Regions from separate parts of the Homo sapiens genome. Here region 2 is linked to region 1. Evidence: read pairs that join two places in POLR2A ChIA-PET (ENCODE). Cell type or tissue: PC-3. All regions are shown on one strand. Each heading gives the region's core, and the rest is flanking DNA. Links, peaks and the distances in the headings are about the cores only.

What was found. Peaks named below come from ENCODE experiments on the same cell type or tissue, not always from the same donor. Only the 100,000 strongest peaks of a DNase experiment are listed, where the experiment ranks them.
Region 2: POLR2A ChIA-PET joins it to region 1 with 13 read pairs; 3 of 35 experiments call an interaction of 5 or more read pairs at or near these places.

Annotation. Positions count from the first base shown.
Region 1 is chr6:125,200,670-125,203,587 of GRCh38, forward strand. All of the region lies in intron 1 of TPD52L1 (TPD52 like 1), which reads left to right. Among named protein-coding and RNA genes, the nearest start is that of TPD52L1, 48 kb to the left of the region's middle. In PC-3, for the core only: no CTCF peak of the experiment used is centred there; DNase peaks (open chromatin) are centred at 1,412 and 1,732; H3K4me3 peaks cover 1,119 bases; H3K27ac peaks cover 2,149 bases.
Region 2 is chr6:125,751,954-125,754,871 of GRCh38, forward strand. HEY2 (hes related family bHLH transcription factor with YRPW motif 2) reads left to right here. Exons shown (of 5, transcript NM_012259.3): 3 at 54-137; 4 at 2,512-2,593. Among named protein-coding and RNA genes, the nearest start is that of HEY2, 3.8 kb to the left of the region's middle. In PC-3, for the core only: a CTCF peak has its summit at 1,914 (motif pointing left); no DNase peak of the experiment used is centred there; H3K27me3 peaks cover 1,110 bases.

The DNA.
Region 1 (2,918 bases), core at 209-2,708:
AAATGGTGTTTTATTCCTCCCCCAAATGGTGCAGATGCAAATATGATGCAGTAACTTGATTTTTGCATTCAACAATATACAATGAAAATTCCTCCTAGTCAATACATGTCAATCCAATTCATTATTTTGTCAACCTAAGGTAGTCATAAGGGTCAGAATCCAATTTAAGGAGAGGTTATTTAAGTGCATATTGTGAGGGTGGCCAACTCAAACATGCCAACTCCAAAGGAATGGAGTCAGCGTTCTAAAGTAGGGAAATTAAGGTTTCATTTATGTAGTCAGGGACAGGGAAGTTTTTAGCATATTTCATTTTTCAGACAGGGTTGGCACATTGTTACAGCAATTTGATTGGTTTATAGGCAGCGTTTCTTTTTGGAAAAGTTACATTTAACATTCATTACAGAGGGCATAGTAGTCATGGGTTTTCTGTCATGTGGTCTTAGCAAAGCAAGGTACCAAAGAGGAAGTCAATCTATAGCAAGGGTCATTAAGAAGGCAGGAGATTTTTGTCCTGGACATTTAATTATCTCTAGCCATTGTAGAGAACGAGAAAAATAAGAAAGTGAGTTAATGTATAATCTGAGAAACAGAAATTATAACCATATGTGACTCAGATCACAGTCACATCTTTCTCAAGACTTAAAGTGCTTTGGGGGTCGCAACAACTTTTGCATTATATTTATTTTCACAAATTTTAATAACTGAAAAATAGTATACAGTGTGGGTATATTATACTTGAATACTGGTGCCCTACTGATGGACGTTTAGGTTTTTGTAGTTTTCTACCACTACCAACAATGATTTATACTCTCTCCTTAGGTTTGCACCTTTTTTTCTGTAAGATTGATTCTCAAAAGTGGGATGGCAGTGTCAAAGGCTCTCCCAATCAGGTGTCACAGTGCAAAAGCCAACAATGTGTGGTTAAAGGATCCATTTTTTCACAATCTTGCCAACACAGGCTCTTATCCCATTTTGGCTTCTTTGCAAATATCTTAGATGAAAAACAGTATCTCTGTGATTCTAATTTGTGCTTTCCCTATTGCTAGTGAGGATAAGTGTCTTTTCATATTTCATCTCACCATTGCATTTTCTTGTCTGTGACTTGAGTGAAACTTTTCTAATTCTTGCATATTTTATTCTTGCTCAACATGTCACGACTCAGAAACACATATTTCCATCTCCTTTAGCATTTATTTTGCTACTCAGATTTCAGAAGGAAAAAGGATTTTTTTCCTGGGCATTGTCAGTAGTAGCTATTTGGAATGCTAAAGATTTGATAAGAGACATTGAAGAAATGTGAATGTTACTGAACCGATTTGCTTAAAGTAAAGGGAAGACTGTCTATACGTCTGACCAATGCTTTTTGAATGTTCAGGCCCCTGAATCTGGCTGCAGTCCCAGTAGGCATGGGTCCAGGCGTGATGTGTTTGTGGTTGCATCATGGCATCGCTGTCTAACCCTCGCCTTTGCATTGAAGTTGTGCAAAGATTAGAGAACTGTAAAAATCTCAGGCCTGTCTGAGGAAGTCTTTCTTACTATCTATCCCTTTCTTTAAACATGCCTTGAAAAAAAAAGCTACATTTTGTCCTGCTTTGTGTTCATAGTGAATATCTTTCATTGTCAAGAAAATTTTTTCCTGAACTAGCTCTGAAAGATGACTCAGCACTTTATAAGATCAGTGAGCCTTTAAGGAATGACCTAAGATGGAATGTATCCTGTCCAGTGAAGCTCAAGGCATGCACAGGTCGTGTTCACCTCACTCCCTCAGGAGTTGAAGGAGATAAGAAACTGGTCCCACAGCCCTCAACTCTAGCTTGGGTGCCTCGCAGCTACTCAGCTAACCAAAGAAATGAGTGGAAAATCAGTTCTCTGGTCTATTTTTGATGGTGTGAGAAGAAGGAGGATGAGGAGGAGAAGGAGAAGAAGAAGAGATTACTTCTCATTTTAATTGAAATGAGTGACTTTTTATTAATGAGCTTGAATTCAGAATAATTTATTACCCTGGAGTTTTCTTATAATATAATAAGTGAGACTGTTTTCCTTTTTGCTTAGGGCAAAAAATGTAAGGAGGCTGAGTGTTACATTTGGAGGTTTATCTTTTTTTTTTTTTTTTGAGACGGAGCCTTGCTCTTGTCACCCAGGCTGGAGTGCAGTGGCCCAATCTCAGCTCACTGCAAACTCTGCCTCCCCGGTTCAAGCAATTCTCCTGCCTCAGCTTCCTGAGTAGCTGGGATTACAGGCACCCACCACCACACCTGGCTAATTTTTGTACTTTTAGTAGAGATGGGGTTTCACCATGTTGGCCAGGCTGGTTTCAAACTCCTGACCTCAGGTGATCCACCCACCTTGGCTTCTCAGTGGAGGTTTATCTTGTCAGGTTTGGCTTCCTTTTCCCAGTTCCATGAAATGTGAATTTGAATATGTGTTTGTGTGGTCAGGGAGAGTGTTGGGAAATGAGGGTGGGATACAGAGAGAAGGATGATTTAAAGGTTTAGATGGTCTGGTTATTTTTAGTTTTTCTATTCCCATTTCTGCAATAGTTTTTATTTTTCCTCATACACTATGGGAGTTTGTTCACAGAAGGAAGTTCCTGGAGCCTATCCATCAGGAACATTAACTATATTTTTGTTTGTTTTTTTGCATAACTATTTGTTTAGTTTTTCCTTCCCAAATTTGTGGCTGCTGTGTTCTTGTGACTTTTTGTCGGGGGTGTTTTTTTCTTGCTTGCAGTGTTACCCACAATGCATCTATTTTGTGTGTATTAAACAGTCCCTTTCAAGAGTACAAATAATGGTTTGAAATAGGAAGAGTATCCCAAATGCTTTAATCTTATATTTGAAATGTAGGAAATTGGAGGAGCTGAGGATATTTGTGACACATATTTTACATCTTCTCATTGAAAGTAGAGCTGTTGTTTG
Region 2 (2,918 bases), core at 92-2,591, 550 kb after region 1:
AATTTTATCATTTGTGAATTCATAAACTTTTGTTGTTTGCTTCTTTTGGATAGATTATAGAGAAAAGGCGTCGGGATCGGATAAATAACAGTTTATCTGAGTTGAGAAGACTTGTGCCAACTGCTTTTGAAAAACAAGTAAGCTATCCCCTCCCCAGAATCCCCCCACCCACCCCGCCACCCCCCAAAAAAAAGCTCAAACACAATCTGATTCGCTCATCTGGGAATGTGGGTTCTTGTTAAAGCTCATTAAAATAATAGTGTATGTGCCCTGATCTGGCACAGAGCAGCTATTTCAATAAAATGCTTTGTTGTGGCAAAACTATTAAAAACATAATCCATCATGAAGTTGAAAAACATTTCCATTCTTTAGCTTATTTTCCCCTTAAGGGTAACAGTGTTCATGCTTTCTCTGTTCTTTCTATGAATACCAGTAGTGGTTTTATTTAAAACTGTGCTGTATACCGTATCCTTCAAAAAAAAAAAAAAAACCATTTTTTTCTCAAAATTTTTTTAAAATGTAATATTTTTAATTAAAAAACAATCAGAGCCCAAGAAGTAACATCTCTAGCTCTATTTCCTAAATGATAATACCACTAAAATTTATTTACCAAGCCATTTGCTTTCATTTTTAATCCCTGGGTTGGTAGAATGCCATTTGATTTGGGTCATCTTTTTAGAAGTTTGGTAAAAATGAAGTTAATCATAAATGCCCCTTTTCATAGTTACCTATTCCTTTACAAAAAAAGAAAGAAAGAAAAAGATTTTGCACACTTAGAAAAGTAGAAAGCCAAATGTTTAAATCTTTTGTGGTTTTAGAAGTCATGGCTCTCCCCCTGCCGCAGTGGTTAATGACACAGATTTCTAAGAGTATCTTTCAAAGGATATGGCAGCATGTCCTTGTTGAAAATACTTTCAGTTTAATTCCAATAAGACAACAGTTGTTTGTTTATTCCATTTTGTTTGTTTACTTCATGAATCTGCAAACATTATAAAACAAGCCCTACAAAGTCCTTGGAAATTATCCAGAAAGTGCAGTTTCAATTATTAGTGACTTTACTGAATCTGCTTGTACCATTTTCATGGAAAAATTAAACGCTGACCAAATACAAAACATAATATGCTACTGATTATACATTTTTAAGACAAAAAGCACACCCAATCTATATGCAGAGACTGTGTTTGATAAACTAAAAATAATGTGGAAATTGTAGTTTTGATTAGTAGCATTTTCAGTGCCAAATAGGCTTCAAGTGAAAATGTCAGTAATCAATGATGTTTTTAAAATTTGGAAGTACTGAAATGTCTGCAGTTATGAGGCGAAGTCTGTTTGATTTTTTTTCTTGGTTTGTTAGATTTTTTTTTTCTTAAATGTTGACTTAAACCTTAAAAGCAAACATCAGTTGTTTGGCAGTTAGTTACCATAAACACAAGCTTTCCCATTTGCAGAGCTTGGCTACCAACCCAAGTGAGTTGGCCCTGTCACAATATGATTAGAAAAGTGTTCTTTAGAGCAGTTAAGTAACTCTGGCACTCTCACCGTACGTGGTGCTGATAATTTTTACAAAACAAGTAAAGCATAGGGACCTGAAATAAACCTTAGTGTCCTTAAAAAAGAAAAAAAAAGAGAACATATTGGTAATTATTTAGCTCTTCCAGGAAATGAGAAGCCACCCACAGTCCCCGAGACAGCTTGAAATGGCACATTTGTATTTCAATTGGTTACCAGAGGTTTCCTTATTCTGAAAGCAGGGACATAAAAATATATTTGCAAGACAATTTTATTAAGAACTATTTTAAAAGGTTCAAAAATCCTTAAGCATTTATGATGCTTCCTAGGTAAGCAGTAAATTATTGCTTCTTGTTTGTGAGCTTAGAAATTCACAGTGACACCTGCTGGTAATTATTGGGGAAAAAAACCTTAAAAGTCGTCCTTTTTAAAATTTTTGGATCTGCTTGAAATGCAGATCCAATTATATGGTTCTAGTGTGAATACCTTATTTCAGGACTTAGTAGGCCTGTGAAAGGACTTATTGGAGTTTTCTATTTTAAAAATATTTAACAATCAATTGCTAAAATCCTATCTCCTTATCTTCTGGAGTTGTTATGCAACTCCTCTAGACTTTGGCTTTATAGAAGACTATTGATGCCCCATAGTAAAACATATTATTAACCAAGACACAGATTGAATGCAAAGTTTGAGATTTTTACAACTGAAATCATTTTGCTGTGGTGATCTTAGGAGAATAATTATTCTTATGATTTAAAAAAGTCATTCTAGTTTCTTTTAGTCTTTAAAAGTTAAAATGGCAAATACTTGTCATTAGGTATGACATTAATTAGTGCTTTCATGTAAAGTTTGGAAAGAATTCGAAGTTTTCTGTGAAAAAATAAAAGTTGGGATTGTCTAGTGAGAGGGAAATTGAAGCCATAATGCTAAATTCAGTGTATAATGTTTCAGATTAGTTTCTGTAGGACATAGGATTATTTATTTATTTATTTATTTATGAAGGGATCTGCAAAGTTAGAAAAAGCTGAAATATTGCAAATGACAGTGGATCATTTGAAGATGCTTCAGGCAACAGGGGGTAAAGGTAAGTAGATGACTTCATTTTTTTTTTTTTTTGCCTTTTTTACCTTTCTCTTTTCATGTTATTCCCCCTAATATTGTAAGGAAGTCATAGCTGAACAGTTCTTTAACAAGCTGAGATAGGAGGCCCCAGATTAAAGCCATGGAAATCAATGCTAATGGCAGGATTGAACTCGTGGGAAAGAACTTTTGGAACAAAAGAAGCACTTGACCCTGGGCTTGTGTTTGCTTTCATAATACTGTGGGAGTAAAGCTTCATTCACAGCAGCCTGGTCAGAGATTTGTTTAGGACTTAAGAAGCGCATGCTGGAATCTGTACAGAAAGAACA